Linked DNA regions of Homo sapiens: region 2 is linked to region 1. A link is a loop called in an ENCODE intact Hi-C map of the cell type or tissue named here. Cell type or tissue: ascending aorta. All regions are shown on one strand. Each heading gives the region's core, and the rest is flanking DNA. Links, peaks and the distances in the headings are about the cores only.

Region 1 (8,337 bases), core at 53-8,052:
CTCTGCCACTTGAAGTCAGCAAGGACGCCAAAGGGGACCAGCCTTCCCTTCATTCTCCTGTCACCTGATCCTGTGGCTTCCACATTATCGTGGTTCCTTTCCTACCTGTCAGTGCCAGGGTCTTTGGGTCATCCCTCTAGTTTGTTGTCTGCACCTTCCCTGCAGGTTCCTATCGCCTCTCAGATGCGCCTTCATGGTGGGTGCCAAGCCCCTGGCCACATGCTTTCATTTCCCACTCAGAAGTGGTACCATTCCTCCCTCCCCTCTCAGCCACCTCCTGTGACTCCTCAACAGAACAAAATCGAAACTAGGCACCAAAGACCTGCCACGCTGACTCCAGCCTTTCCAGACCCTTTTGTCACTCACTGCAATGCAGAGCCCTCAACCACAGGCATGGTTTTATTCTTCCTGATGTTCCCTTAGATGGGTTTGGTCCTGTTTTATCTTATTTTCATATTGTGCTTTGTATTGTATCTGCACACTATCCCAGGTCCTGTAGGCAGTGGATGGCTTATGAATCTTAAATAAAAATGGGTCTCATCTGTCCCTGGAACCCAGTGCTCACTGGCCTCTGTGTTTCAGCTCACCCCTGGCTTCGCCTTGGGGTGCACTCTCGTGTGTAAAGGGGTCGCTGACTCTGAGAGCACTCCATCCACTCTCTGAAGCCTGCACCGTTCAATGGGCAACAGTTGCGACTTCCTTCTGTGGTCAGTTATCTCTTCTCCCCTTGGCCCATCTCGTCCTGTTGACCTGAAAAACAGGTAGCCCTTTCTTTCACAATGCCAGTGGTCACCTGCCACTCTTGGGGTGGTGCTTGGACATCGTAGGTGCTCAGCAGATATTCCTGGATGCTGCTCACTCTGTCCTCTACAGTCCTCAGCCTAGCAGATTTGGAAATTTGACTCCATAAATTTAAGGATTATTGGGTTCTAAAAGACTGGTTCATACTAACTAATTCTATAAAAGGCTGATGGATCAATCTGAATCATTTAAAGAGAGATAATCCTAGCATCCAGAGAAGCTAGGCCTACATATCAAGGTATTTTCTCCTTGGTCAGAAGGTCCTCTCTGGAATCCCAGTAAGAGATGAGAAAGTTGCTTATTTAGCACAGAATTTAAGCAAAAGGCTTAAGTCGTCATGTACTTCTAAATGTATTTATAAATCATGAAAACATTCTCTGCTCATGGGATACTTCTCTTAAAGAACCTGCATGGGATATCTAGAATCAAATATTCCCTTCCCCCCTCGACAGTGAAAAACCTATGACTTACTTCTAGACTTCACTAAGATTAGTGTCAATTATCTTTGTAACATCATCTCTCTTTATTTAGGTATGACATATCATAGTTATACCAAGTTGGTAGATATTCTCATTAATTACATTTTACGTCATTTTGGAGTCACAAATCATACGGCTTGTCAAATCCTGGTTTTGTAATTTTTGAGGGTTCCTTCATTTAGGATCTGCAGATCTCTATTTATAAATTAGTACAGCATAACACTCCTATGAGGGAAATGATAAATGTGTGTGCCTTGATTCTAGAAATCACAATCTAAAACACCATACAAGTTAGGAGTCCACAGTAGTGTGTATTTGGCCATTAATGAATCAGTGGTCCCCTGGGTGTGTGAGCCATGCTATTTTTAAAACCATTGCTGACTTCAGTGATAAAGAGAGTACAGAATGTGCCTTCCCAGGCTTGTGAGCTTACCATGAATAATACCCATGGTTATCATGATGTCAGAACTTAAATATTCTTTACCAAGAGCACAACCGTGGCGTCATGGAGCATGGGAATGCATTTAGGGGGCAGGGTGTGGAAAGTCCATTTTTCCCAGAGAAAACATCAGCCCAGGGTAAAAGCTGATTCTCCCATGGGGGCACTTAGGCCTGTATGCAGCAGTGCCAGACTCCTGTAGGGCATCTTCCAATTTTAGTCACCAGAGAGTGATTTGCGTCAAAGTTTGCAAACCAAACCAGAGCATTTGTCACTGAAGATCCCGTGCCTTCCACTTGTTCAGAAAAGTTATTAGGTGGGGGATTAGTACGTGCACACTTGAAATCACTAACACTGGTGGTGATGAGAGTAGTTTCATCATTTGACACATTGATCTCCTGAAGCATTCTCCTGGGGAATGGAAGTGATGCTAAAACATGGAAGAAAGGGACTGAACTATTTCGGAATTTTAACGTTGTCTTTAAAAACGTGTGCTCTGGTTTTGCTAGGTGAGCATGCTGTGCCTCACAATAGAATTACACTAAACCACGTTAATTGTGACTCATTAGGGATGGCAGCATTAACGAATATTCCAGCACTGGTTAGGATGGCCTAAGTTGTACAGCAGTAACAAACAACAGAGGTTTGCTTCACACTTGCGCCACATCTTGGGTCAGCTGGGGTCTCTGCTCTTTGTTACCCTCTTTCACTGACCAGGCAAAGGAGCTGCTCCTCCCCAGACCATGGTTGGTTACCGTAATATAAGGGAAAGAGGAGTCACACACTGGCCGGAAAGGCTTTTGCCTGAGAATGCTACTTCTTGCGTACTTCTTATTGTCCAAGGTGGATCATTTGGCCAAGACTAATTCTAAGTTACATGGCTTAGCTTACCTGAATTACAGCACAGCTTTTCAAAGTAATGGGTGCAAGACAACGTATTAGGATACAGAAGAAAATTTGAATATGTATATTTTATCTCACTTTATCCTTTAAATTTTTCTATATTTGTGTTTTTGGTTAACAATACTGTATTGGAAAGTAAAACATAGATTATTTTTAATTATAAAAATCACATATATCAGGAGTGTTCTCTTTTCCCCTGATTAAGTGCTTAATCAAAAAAGTTGAGATCATTGTTTATACAGTAGATACAAATCTGCAATAAGCATATTGTACATAGAAACTGGGTCTCAGTTATGACCAAGGATAGTGCTTTTGGTTAAAATGTTACATGGAAAAGAGATGCAGAAGCTTTGAAAGTAAATTCTATTCTGTGTTAGCTAGGCCTCTGGGAGCTAGCTGACCACCCTCCCCTCAGTTTTCACTAAACGCTTGTTTAGGACTGTATTAGTCCATTCTTGCATTGCTATAAAGAAATACCTGAGTCTGGGTAATTTATAAAGAAAAGAGGTTTAATTGGCTTCTGGTTCTGCAGGCTGTACAAGAAGCATGATGCTAGCATCTGCTCAGTTTCTGGGGAGGCCTCAGGAAACTTACAGTCATGGTGGAAGGTGAAGGAGGAGCCAGCCTTTCACATGGCCAGAGCAGGAGCAAGAGAGAGTGAGGGGGGAGGTGCCACACACTTTTAAGCCACCAGATCTCACAAGAAAACTCACTCCCGTTGCAAGGACAGTACCAAGATGAATGGTGCTAAACCATTCTTGAGAAACCACCCGCATGATCCAGTCACCTCCCACCAGGCCCCACCTCCAACACTGGGGATTACAATTTAAGATTTGGGTGGGGACACTGATCCAAACCATATCAGGGACTCACTATTTTATACACACACACACACACACACACACATATATATATAATATGTTATATATATTATATGTTATATAATGTCATATATAATATATGTTATATATAGTTATATATATATATGTTCATTTACTCCTCACAAGGACCCTATGAAATATGATTACTGTCTCCACTTTAGAGATGAGGGGATTGAGGCAGAAAGGGGTTAAGTAACTTGCTGAGATCACAGAGCTAGAAAGGGCAGCACTGGCATCTGACCTAGTTGTTGAGAATGCAGAAACAATCTGAAAATTAGCTCTTGGAATACAGACCCCTATGAAGATAGGGATGGCCTACATCACCAAATGCCATCCTGTCTGTTTTAAAGCAAGACATAGGAGAGCTATCAGACATCTTAGATGTACGTGGGGAAGGCGCCCCGCTACAAGAACCAGTATTATCTGAGTGGGCACCTCCTCCCAGCACTGGGTGTAAGTGGCTCCGTGCCATGGAGTTGTTGGGTAATAACGCCAGGACTGGCTTGATGACAGTGACTCACAGTAGAAAAATGTCCTTGCAACAGACCAAAGAACCCACTTTAATTTGCACAGCTTAGAATGGGCCACTGGTTGCCCTGCCAAGGGATCCCTGTACCAGCTGATTTTCATATCCACAAACACACACACAAAAGCACCTATTTAAATATTGCAAATAATACCACATTGCATTTTTATTATGCTTTATAGTTTACAAAGCACATTACAATGCTACTTTATTATTCTTAGTGTGCTCCAATATAATTTCACTTGCCTTCTCTTTTCTCACCTTTTTCTCATCTTTAGTTTCTTTTTCCTTTTCCTCTCAGCATCCGTGCCAACTTTCCCCACACTCCAGCTTTCTTCCTTTCGTTTCTTCCTGCTCTTCCCTCTCCCTGCGAGTTGTGGAGGTGGTACCTTTCCCGAAGTGATCCCTAATTGAGTTTAGTCAGGTGTCAGTTAAAGGCAACTGAGGGGAATGAAACAATTCTCCAAGGAACAAAACAGTTGTAACATGGAGCTCCTGTTGTAAATAGCAGTTGCTATTTAAATCAAGTAAGAAGGATGGATTATTGTGCTTTAAGAAGGGGATGAAATGAATCCTGTATTTAAAGAGAGCCTGGGGGAAAGGGTTATCTGCATCTCACATCCCCGGCATCACTGTGTCTGCAAAACATCTTTCACAAAGTTTTCTTTGCAGTTAGAGAACAGCCTGTGAGAGAAATGCTCAAAGAAATACATAAACATGAGTACAAGGGGTGTGCAAACAGGTGTTGCACTGAGCGCAGAACCCATTTGGCGGCCCTTTGTCCTGGTTCCTTTGTATAACTCAGCAAGAAGTTGAGGTTTAGAAAAGGCAGGTTTGAGGAAGTGCCGTCTGTGGCCTCTTAACTGTGGACGTCACTGATGAGAACAGATCGAACTTTAGATGCCTTCCTTAGAAATTTTGTTGTTTTGAAGTCAAACCTCAATCACAATGAACAAATATATTTGCATAAGGAGAGGAGGTGTATAGTGCCCTGGCAGGAATTAAGACTAAAACGTGGGAGTAAAGCTGTAGATGCTTCTGTTGCTTTTTAACCAAGAGGCCACAGACACAGGCCGGGAGGCTGAGAGGGCAACCTGCCATTTGGCCAGCGTCACTTTGCGATTGTTATAAATACTTTATCATAGCTTGAGTACAGACATGCCTTTTCAATGAAATACATCCTGACTTATTTTGCAGAGGGTACTAGTTTCATAGGGTGACTGTAACAAATTAACACAAACTATTAATAGGTGGCCTAAAACAACAGAAATGTCTTCTCTCACAGTTTTGGAGGAGTTGGCAGGGCCACGTTCCCTCGAAGACTCCAGGTAAATCCCCTTCTTGCCTTCTCTCGGCTTCTGATGGCTCCCAACAATGCTGGGCATCCCTTGGGTTACAGCTGCATTGCTCCAGTCTCTGCCTCTGTCGATGTGTGGCCCGCACTCTGTGTGTATGTCTGTGTCTCCTCTTACAAGGACACCAGTCATATGGGATTACGGCTCACCTTAATGAATTTATTGTAACTTGATTACCTCTGAAAAGACCCCATTTCCAAAAAAGATCACATTCACAGGTACTGGGGGTTAGGACTTAACATATCTTTTGGGAGGACACATAGTAATAGAATCTACACAGTTTTTAGTTTAAATGAAAATTAGGGCCAGGTGCGATGGCTCATGCCTATAATCCTAGCACTTTGGGAAGCCAAGGCAGGTGGATCACCAGAGGTCAGGAGTTTGAGACCAGCCTGGCCAACATGGTGAAACCCCATCTCTACTAAAAATACAAAAATTAGCCGGGCATGTTGGCTCATGCCTGTAATCCCCACTACTCGGGAGGCTGAGGCAGGAGAATTGCTTGAACCTGGGAGGTGGAGGTTGCAGTGAGCCGAGATCTCACCACTGCACTCCAGCCTGGGCGACAGAGTGAGACTTTGTCTCCAAAAAAAAAAAAAGAGAGAAAAAATTGCAGTGACATGGTAACAAGAACACCAAAATGGGAAAGAATAGAGTAGATTTCCAGTTCTGATTCTGTGTGCCACAAACATTTCTGAAGTAGAACCTGAGGTAGCTCAAAAAGGCACCTCAGCTGTGGACTGGGCCGGAAATGGGTGTTTGGCTAGTAAAACGCATCATTTTACTTTACCAACATAGTACCAGACATTTAAGGCTAACAAATTCACTCTTGCTCAGAAGAGAAAAAGCCTACCAGATTTTTAGTCTTGATTTAGACTTTACCAAACATTTCTAAAGGATAGGAAAAGTCCATCTGAGGCTTACCTTCCGTTGCCAGGCACACACCTGGCCTCCTCAGTATCTGCTGCAGGTCTGGTTTACTTGTCTCTTGAGGTGGTCAGTGAGGATTTTGAACCAGTAGTGAATGGAGGGACATTGGTATGTCATGTTAGGAAGTGGCTGAAAAATTCAGGGAAGGTGCTTTCTTTCGTAAAGGTTTGTGATTCAAACACCTGAAAACTGGTACTGCTGAAACTTTAACCGTCCTTATTTAGAACATTTCAGGGACAAGGTAAGCAGCCTTCTAGATCTTTGAAAAAATGTGGATTTAAATGGAATTCCTCTGGGTTGAAACCAGAAGTACAGCTGATTTTGTTTTCATAGTTTGTGGGTGTTTGCCTTTTTCATCCCACCACGTTTATTTAAAAGGTTGTCTTCTTGAGATCCTCCATTGGAAAGAAAATGCAGTGTTGAAAAACAGAACAATGTGGATGGCAGGTGAGAGAGGGCACACGAGGAAGAACCAAGCCGGGGCTCCTCCTCGATGCTGAGGGGCATGAAGAGGGGTGGCCTGAACTTGGCCGCCCACTGCCAGCCACTCTTGAGGTGGCTTTTGGGGCCTACTTAGGTTCTGCCTCAGACACACACAGAATCAAAACTGGAAACCTAGTTTTTGTGTTATTAATAAGCCACTCCCAATTCTCTCTCTCTCTCTCTCTCTCTCTCTCTCTCTCTCTCTCTCTCTCTCTCTCTCTCTCTCAGAGACAGGGTCTACTCTGTCACCCAGGCTGGAATGCAGTGTTGCAATCACAGCTTGCTGCAACCTCTACCTCCCAGCTTCAAGTGATCCTCCCACCTCAGCCTCCCGAATAGCTGGGACTATGGGTGTGCACCACCACACCTGGCTAATTTTTTTTGTTTTTTGTAGAGACAGGATTTCACCATGTTGCCCAGGTTGGTCTTGAACTTCTGGGCTCAAGCAGTCCACCCATCGCGGCCTCCCAAAGCATTGGAATTACAGGTGTGAGCCACTGAACCTGGCTCCAATTCTCTTTTATACCAAAGTGACTACAGTTGCTCCTCAGTAGATTGAGAGATACATTCCTATATGGCCTTTTTCAGAAGCGTTGTAACATCAACTCATGCAGAGCTTAATTTAAAGTAGATAGTATGCTTTTACTTGTTTCCAGCTATGATATTAGACTAATTGAAATGAACTTATAGGTCCTTTAAGGTAAGATATAGAGAAAGCACAAAGTGAAATGTCTTATCTCCAAGAAGGGAAAACCGAAGAGACTTCTTTTGGAATATGGTAATTATTTAACCTGAGAAAATTATACTTTAGTAAAATGCTTTTGGTTTCCTTAAAACTATTGTTATGGGTTGAATTGTGTTTCCCCCCTGCCAAATTCATATCTTAAATTCCTAACCTTCCATATCTCAGAATGTGACTTTATTTGGAGGTAGGGACTTTATAGAAGGAATCAGGTTAAAGTGAGGTCATCAGGGTGGGCCCTAACCCAATACAACTGATGTCCTTATTAAAAGGGAAATTTGGACACAGATACACACAGAGGGAAGATGATGTGAAGAGACACACAGAGAAGACAGTCATCAGTGAGCCAAGGAGGGAGGCCTAGAACAGACCCTTCCCTTCCAGCCCTCAGAAGGAACCAGCCCTGCTGACACCTTGGTCTTGGACTCCAGCTTCTTGAACTGTGAGACAGCGTCTGCTGTTTAGGCTGCCCAGTCAGTGGTGCTTTGGTACCCCAACCCTGGCAGATTCATATGCTATGTTTAGAAAGTGGTGTTTTGTGTTTTTCTAAATAAGGTTCTTAACCCAGCCAGGCACAGTGGCTCACACCTGTAATCCCAGCACCTTGAGAGTGTGAGGCAGGAGGATCGCTTGAGCCCAGGAGTTCGAGACCAGCCTGGACAACATAGGGAGACCCCGTCTCTATAAAAAAATAAAAATAAATTAGGCAGGCATGATGGCGCACACCTGTAATCCCAGCTACTTGGGAGACTGAGGTGGGAGGATCTCTTGAGCCCAGAAAGTTGAGCCTACAATGAG
Region 2 (8,337 bases), core at 85-8,084, 51 kb after region 1:
CAGAATTGAAGAGTTAGGGATTTGTTCTGGATTAGGCTTTGGCTGAAGGGAGTGTTGTGGCTGGTTGGATCTTCTATCCAGACCACTAAAAAACCTTCTCCATATCAGCAGTAAGGCCATTTTACTTTCTTATCATTCCTGTGTTCACTGGAGTAGCACTTTTAATTTCTTTCAAGAATGTTTTCTTTGCATTCACAACTTGGCTGTTTGGCACAAGAGACCTAGCATTCAGCCTGTCTCAGCTTTTTTTATGTTATTAAGACAGTCTCTCTCTGTTGTCCAGGCTGGAGTGCATTGGTGCAATCATAGGCTACTGCAACCTCAAACTCCTGGATTCAAGTGATTCTCCTGCATCCAGAGTACCTAGGACTATAGGTACACATCACTATGTCCAGCTAATTTTTTAAAATATTTTGTTTGTAGAGATAGGGTCTCACTGTGTCATCCAGGCTGGTCTCAAACTCCTGGCCTCAAGCAGTCCTCCCGCCTTAGCCTCCCAAAGTGCTGGGATTACAGGCATGAGCCACCACAACCAGCCCTGTGTCAGCTTTTGACATACCTTCCTCACTAAGCTCAATCATTACTAGCTTTTGATTTAAAATGAGAGACATGCAACTCTTTCTTTCGCTTGAACACTTAGAAGTCATTGTAGGATTATTAATTGGCCTAATTTCCATATTATTGTATCTCAGAGAAGAGAGAGGCCCGAGAAGAAGGAGAGAGATGGGGGAACAGCTCATAGATGGAATACACACCACATGTTTGATTAAGTTTGCCATCTTATATGGGTGCAATTCATGGCACACAAGTACCATTACAATAGTAACATCAAAGATCATTAATCACAGGTCACCATAACAGATATCACAATGATGAAAAAGTTTGAAATATTGTGAGAATTACCAAAATGTGGCACAGAGACATGAAGTGAGCACATGCTTTTGGAAAAATGGTACTGATAGACCGGCTCGATGCACGGTTGCCACAAACCTTCAATTTGTGTAAAAAAAAAAAATCATGGTATCTGCAAAGCTCAGTCAAGCTAGGGGCAATATAATGAGGTATGTCTCTCTATATATATGCCCCTCCCCAAATTCCAAGCCCATTCAGTGTTTAAAACTATTTTCTAAAGTATTTGTAGCCCTTCAAAACCACAGGAGAGTGAGTAAGACCTAACTGTTGGTGTAATACAGAATAATGAATCTATCTATTTTACTCTGGAAAGGACATAGCCAACCCTCATGAAGCTGTATGACATGCCATTGCCTGCCAATGGTATGAATGCCATTGCCAGGGTATGACAGTGGCAGCCAACCTCCAGGAAGGCCCCTAATGACCCTCACCTCCTGGTATTCACCAGGATTGGTCTGTGTGACCCAGAGAATCTGGCAGAAATGACGGTGTTTCACTTCCAAGATTAGATTCTGAGAGGTTCTGCAGCTTCTGTCTTGGTATGCGTGTGTCTCTCTCTCTGGTATTTCTCGCTTTGGCTCCCGTGTTGTGAGCAGTCCTGTGGAGGCCCCCGTAGGGAGGAGCTGAGGCTCACAGACCGCAGCTGCCTTGGGGAGCTTGGAAACATCTTGATCGCAGCCTCATGAGGGACCCTGCACCAGACCCGGCTAGGCCGCTGCTGAAGCACTGGCCTAGAGCAACCATGAAGTAATGGTTATTTTAAGGCACTAAGTTTTGCGGTACCTTGTTACACATTAACAGGCAGCTAATGCAGTCTCTGTTCGCATTTTTATCCTCGTGTGTGGCACGCGTGTTATATAGTTAAGCATGAAGCAGGTCACGTCCAGGCTCCGAGGTGAGAGCCAGGCCCTTCCAGGTAATGCTAAATATTGTACAAACAGCAAGGTTTTGTTCATCAACCCAGGAGTGACCTTACTGAGTGGCGTGTTGGTGGTAAAAATGCCTTATATTTAAGAGAGAACACACATTCTCCTTTCTCTCCCACCAGAAAGTCTGGTTCTTGCTGCTCTGTCATTTCCCAGAAAGGACCAGCCTCTCTTGCTCCACCCCACTTCCTGTCTGTGGCCCTGTGATGCCAGGGGGCCCTCCACTGTCCTACAGAGGAGGGGACAAGGGGCAAGAGGGGCCAGAAGCATCTCTGGAATGCACACAGCTCATGAGCAGCTAGGCTTGCTCCAGCAGTCACATGTCCTGACTGGAGTCTTCCAGCGCCTTCTGTCCCCTCTGTTAGAAGAAAGGGGAACGCGGGTCCTTAACACAGTGCTTTTGGGAGATTGCCATTGACTCAGAGTCTGAGATTTACCATTAGGCGCATTTGAAACAATAAACATGCATGGAGCACTTACTGTGTGGCAGGACATGGTGCAGGGTGCTGTGGGGAGGAGATGAGTAAAACAGTGTTCCTGCTCTTGAGGAGCAGTCAAGCACAGTCATTACGGCCCCACCCACCACAGGGACCCAGAGGAGGGCACAGGCACGCAGCGGGAGGGATGAGGGAAAGCTTCCCGTAAGAGGTGGTGTCCACACTGCACCTGAAGAAGGTGGAACTGACATCTCTGTCCTAGGTGCCTCAACAGAGCCCTTCATTCCAACCCCTCATTGCACATGTATAGTTACAGGTCTGGCTACCCCTGCTCATGGATGAGTTTCTTGAGGCTAGAGATGGGTTTTACCCAGTGTTCCTGGTGCCAAGCCCAGGTCTTGACTCACTATGGGCTCTCAGTGGATGTTTGATGAGTGAGTGAGTGAGGGCATGTGGTGGATGATGAGGCTGGAGAGGTAACAGGACTGAATCATAAGGACCTTGCCTGTCGTGAATATTGAACAGCTTGGCAATAGAGGGGGTTTTCCTTCTGAGGAGTGGAAGCAACGTGGTCTATGGTATGTGCCAAGTGAGGGCAGAAGCTGGGGCAGTAGCCACATTGGCATCTCACCATGAGTCCTCTACATGGCCCAGGGTCTGTACCAGCATGACATAAGCCGTGCACGAGTAACAGGAGTGTCAGCCAGATCCGAGGGCTCCACTGTGATGCCTGCCCTGGAAAAGATAGAGCCCACTCAGGCCAGGCCATGGTGGTTTGAGCACCTCCAGCACCAGGGGAGATGCTGTCCTAGAACCAGGGCCCCCAGTCAGTGGACAAAGAAATGTAGGAAGATTCCAGCTCAGAGAACATCAGACCTTCTGCTCCCTGGAGCAGTGGTGGCTGCATGGACCCAGGGCTTGGTGCATGGAAAGTCCAGGCTCCGCACGCTGTGACTCTCCTTAAAGTGAGAATATTTTTCCCAGGAGTGCAAGGGCCTTTCATGTGAGGAGTTTTAAATGTGCTCTCTGGTGGTAGCCACAGCATCCTTAATTTTCTTGTACAGCAAAAGTCAATTTGGAATTGCAGGAAAGGAGGCTTTGTTCTCAGGTGATGTTGAGCAGCCTCTTTTGTGGTCACCTCTTGACACCCACACTGAGCGGGAGGAGGCGAGGGGAGTGCAGCACTGGCGCTGATTATAGAAAACAGCAGGGGTTCCGGAAGAAGCCTTTGGCTTTGGAATTGGGTTTGTGCTTCCATTTAAATGTGGAGGTGCCAGGTGTTCTGATAATTTCACTGCAAAATTTTGAAATCCGCTAATAAAGACCATTTAGAAGGACCTGAGAAGTGGGCTGTGTCCTCCCTCCTCTCCCACCCACCTCTCTCCTGCCACCAGCTCTGACCTGGGATGGACGGCAGCATGCTTCTGTTATCAAAACAGGCCAAAAAGAATGAAAAGCTAAAAGCAGGGAAAACTTCACAAGTTTAGATAAAGTTTTCAAGTGATTAAGTGCTGTGGCAGTGAAAACATTGACCCAATTGCAACTTGTAGGCTCCATCAGAGAGCTGTGGTTGACGGGCTCTCCTGTACATTTATATCAGGAGAGATGTGTTACCGGCTCCCTCAGAGTGTAAAGTGTACCCAAAATAGAGCTTGAAGAGTGGCTTTATCATGGAGTGACTCAGCGCCAGCTAAGAGGAAAGATGAATATAGCGTGACGATGTTCTCCACAGGAAACCCATGGCACGAAAACCAGGGGCGGGGAGGGTGCTTGTAGCACAGTGGCCCTGTGGCTGCCTCACTGGGCCCATGGCTGAGTAATGGGCTGACTGATGGCAGCCCTGTGGAAGCTGGCCTCAGACAACACAGGAAGCCCGCTCAGATTGTCTCTCAGAGCCTGTTCCCAAATGGGAAGCCACCAGCAAAAAAATCCCAGTGGGCTGTGCTCTTCATGTCCTGGTTGGGAAATTCAGGAAGCACACGTGAACACACACATGCCACAGACATGAAAAAGGTTCTGTCTTCTGAAGGCTGTTGGCCGATCTTAACATGAATTTTAAAAAATGATTTGCTACATTTGAGGCATTTCTTCAAGCCAGTTTTGGACACAATCCCTGGTTACTTTGTTCCTGGGGACATTCAGTACCCATGTCTGCCAAGCCCTGTAGTTTTGAAAACATCCCTGGCCCTCACAAAAGCCCTCATAAAACAGCATCCCCTCAAAACCCAAGGCACCTGGTAAGGAAAGAATTAAAGCCAGTGACGTGAATTTAATGTTCGATCCCAAAACCAGAGTTGACTTGGCTTGTCTGGGTTGTTCACCCAGGGGAGGGCTCTCCTCCACAAGGCCCAAGCCCTACTGGGGCTGCTTGGGCACCAGCCACGCTGTGGGGAGGGTGTTAATCGTGACTGAATCGTGATTCCATGTGGGAAACAGTCCTGCAGTCGGGGGACAGGAGGAGCCAGGCTGGAATCCAACACAAACAGTCCAGGGGCAGAGGGAACATTCCCGGGTACCTGTGTCCCTGAGTGACTTGAAAATGCTGAACTTATGCTGAATTCTGTTTAATGATTATTTGCGGGAGGGGAACAGGCATTCTTAAGAGATCGGTTTACCTTAGGAAATCCTGTACTCCCCCTGCTTTCCGGCCTTCCGGCCTCCTTGTATCCTGCACACGCTATTCCTTTGCATACATTTGCAGCGAACTTTGCTCCCCAGGGTATCTGGCTTTTGGGATAAAGACTAATGTCCATGTCAAAATGATTCTTGATAAAAGCATCCTAGATGTTAAATATTTATTTTAAGCTAAATGTTCTACTTCTGAGAGGTTAAAAAACAAATGCCTTTTCATGCAGAGCCTTTTGCCAGTCAATGTTTGAGTTTCTTTAGGCTTTTTTATTTGGCTCTGCAGCAGCTAGCTAACCAACTGCATTCCTGAGATGAGCTGACAAGGAGGCAGAAATGAAGAAATAAACAAAAAGCCATGTTAATTTCAAGCTTCAGTAGGAATACAAAGAGAAATATTAACATTTGCTGAATGACAAATAATGAAATGGCTGGAAAATTTTAATGCTTCTAGCATGCTTTTATAAGCTCTCCTGGAATTTTCCCCCCATCAGGTATTGCACATTTATAACCAGCAGTGCACCATGTAAAGGCAGTTCGATAGGTTGTTTAATTTAAAGATTGGTATTTCTGAGCATATAGTGTTCCTAATGCAATTCCTAACCCCATTTACACTTCTCTGTCTACCCGAAGTACCCACATCTTCTTAGCATAATCTTTATAATTGTTTGTTGCTATGGTTTTAATGGGTCCCCTTCAAAATTCAGGTGTTGCCAATGTGAGAGTATTAAAAGATAGGGCCTTTAAGAGGTGATTAGGCCGTGAAGGCTTCTCCCTGGTGAATGGGTTTAAGGCCCTTTAGAAAAGAGGCTTCATCATTCCCTTTGAAAACTGGCACAAGACAAGGATGCCCTCTCTCACCACGCCTATTCAACATAGTATTGGAAGTTCTGGCCAGGGCAATCCGGCAAGAGAAAGAAATAAAACGTATTCAAGTAGGAAGAGAGGAAATCAAATCGTCTCTCTTTGCAGATGACATGATTGTGTGTTTAAAAAACCCCATCGTCTCAGCCCAAAATCTCCTTAAGCTGATAAGCAACTTCAGCAAAGTCTCAGGATACAAAATCAATGTGCAGAAATCACAAGCATTCTTATACACCAATAATAGACAAACAGAGAGCCAAATCATGAGTGAACTCCCAGTCACAATTGCTATAAAGAGAATAAAATACCTAGGAATCCAACTTACAAGGGATGTGAAGGACCTCTTCAAGGAGAACTACAAACCACTGCTCAATGAAATAGAAGAGGATACAAACAAATGGAAGAACATTCCATGCTCATGGATAGGAAGAATAAATATTGTAAAAATGGCCATACTGCCCAAAGTAATTTATAGATTCAGTGCTATCCCCATCAAGCTACCACTGACTTTCTTCACAGAATTAAATTTCATATGGAACCAAAAAAGAGCCTGTATAGCCAAGACAATCCTAAGCAAAAAGAACAAAGCTAGCGGCATCATGCTACCTGACTTCAAACTATACTACAAGGCTACAGTAACCAAAACAGCATGGTACTGGTACCAAAACAGTTATATAGACCAATGGAACAAAACAGAGGCCTCAGAAATAATGCCACACATCTGCAACCATCTGATCTCCGACAGACCTGTCAAAAACTAGCAGTGGGGAAGGATTCCCTATTTAATAAATGATGTTGGGAAAACTGGCTAGCCATATGCAGAAAACTGAAACTGGACCCCTTCCTTATACCTTATACAAAAATATAAAAACCCTAGAAGAAAACCTAGGCAATACCATTCAGGACATAGGCATGGCAAAGACTTCATGACTAAAACACCAAAAGCAATGGCAACAAAAGCCAAAATTGACAAATGGGATCTAATTAAACTAAAGAGCTTCTGCACAGCAAAAGAAACTATCATCACAGTGAGCAGGCAACCTACAGAATGGGAGAAAAATTTTGCAATCTATCCATCTGACAAAGGGCTAATATCCAGAATCTACAAAGAACTTAAACAAATTTACAAGAAAAAAACAAACAACCCCATCAAAAAGTGGCCGAAGGATATGAACAGACACTTCTCGAAAGAAGACATCTATGCAGCCAACAAACATATGAAAAAAAGCTCATCATCACTGGTCATCAGAGAAATGCAAATCAAAACCACAATGAGATACCATCTCACACCAGTTAGAATGGCGATCATTAAAAAGTCAGGAAACAACAGATGCTGGAGAGGATGTGGAGAAATAGGAACACTTTCACACTGTTGTTGGGAGTGTAAATTAGTTCAACCATTGTGGAAGACAGTGTGGTGATTCCTCAAGGATCTAGAACCAGGAATACCATTTGACCCAGCAATTCCATTACTGTGGCGGGCTAGGGGAGGGATAGCATTAGGGGAAATACCTAATGTAGATAACTGGTTGATGGGTGCAGCAAACCATCATAGCACATGTATACCTATGTACCAAACCTGCACGTTCTGCACATGTATCCCAGAACTTAAAGTATAATTTAAAAAAAATAATAGAAAAGTGGCTTCATGTAGCTGTTAGCTTAGCTTGCTCTCTTGACCTTCTGCCTTCCGCTGTGTGAGGGCTCAGCAAGAAGGCCCTCCCCAGACACCAAATGCCGGCACCTTGATCTTGAACTTCCCAGCCACCAGAACTGTGAGAAATAAACTTTATAAATTACCCAATGTTGGGTGTTGTTTTATAGTAGCACAAACGAACTAAGACATTTTCTCACTAAATGAAGTCACTTTACCCAGCTAGAAGGATGGTCACAGGATCATTATTGTTGTTTAAAAAATGTGTATATATGTGTGTGTGTGTGTGTGTGTCTCCATATATATATATAATATATATAATATCAGCCCCTCTCTCTCTACATACACACACACACACATACACACACATCCCACATTAGAAATACTATGGTTTGGCCGGGCGTGGTGGCTCACGCCTGTAATCCCAGCACTTTGGAAGGCCGAGGTGGGTGGATCACCTGAGGTCAGGAGTTCGAGACCAGCCTGGCCAACATGGTGAAACCCCATCTCCACTAAAAATGCAAAATTAGCCAGGTGTGGTGGTGCATGCCTGTAATCCCAGCTACTCGGGAGGCTGAAGCAGTAGAATCACTTGAACCCAGGAGGCGGAGGTTGCAGTGAGCCGAGATCATGCCATTGCACTCCAGCCTGGGCAACAAGAGCAAAACTATCTCAAAAAAAAAAAAAAGAAAAAGAAAAAAAGAAATACTATGGTTCTAATACTTGTGTTCATTTGTCAATTAGATGTATGGCACTATTAATTTCAGTTTAATTCAGTTTAGTACATGTTTTTCGAGTACCTACTGTGTACAAGGAACTGTGTGGGGTACCTTCTGAGCACTTCACCTGCTCTCCAGAGATGCCTACTGAGTGTTTCATTGCAGAAAAGAAGTGCTATGGCATGTTGGAAGAAGGGGGA

The links. Peaks named below come from ENCODE experiments on the same cell type or tissue, not always from the same donor. Only the 100,000 strongest peaks of a DNase experiment are listed, where the experiment ranks them.
Region 2: a loop joins it to region 1, with 4 times the contacts of the local background. A loop is called at or near these places in 26 of 110 quality-filtered maps.

The regions. Positions count from the first base shown.
Region 1 is chr7:139,728,011-139,736,347 of GRCh38, reverse strand. The region is part of intron 1 of HIPK2 (homeodomain interacting protein kinase 2); the gene reads left to right. Among named protein-coding and RNA genes, the nearest start is that of HIPK2, 46 kb to the left of the region's middle. In ascending aorta, for the core only: no CTCF peak of the experiment used is centred there; DNase peaks (open chromatin) are centred at 1,737, 3,977, 4,797 and 5,127; H3K4me3 peaks cover 1,412 bases; H3K27ac peaks cover 7,502 bases.
Region 2 is chr7:139,676,636-139,684,972 of GRCh38, reverse strand. The region is part of intron 2 of HIPK2 (homeodomain interacting protein kinase 2); the gene reads left to right. Among named protein-coding and RNA genes, the nearest start is that of HIPK2, 97 kb to the left of the region's middle. RefSeq lists enhancers at 2,130-2,299, 3,276-4,475. In ascending aorta, for the core only: no CTCF peak of the experiment used is centred there; DNase peaks (open chromatin) are centred at 4,032 and 4,692; H3K27ac peaks cover 4,785 bases.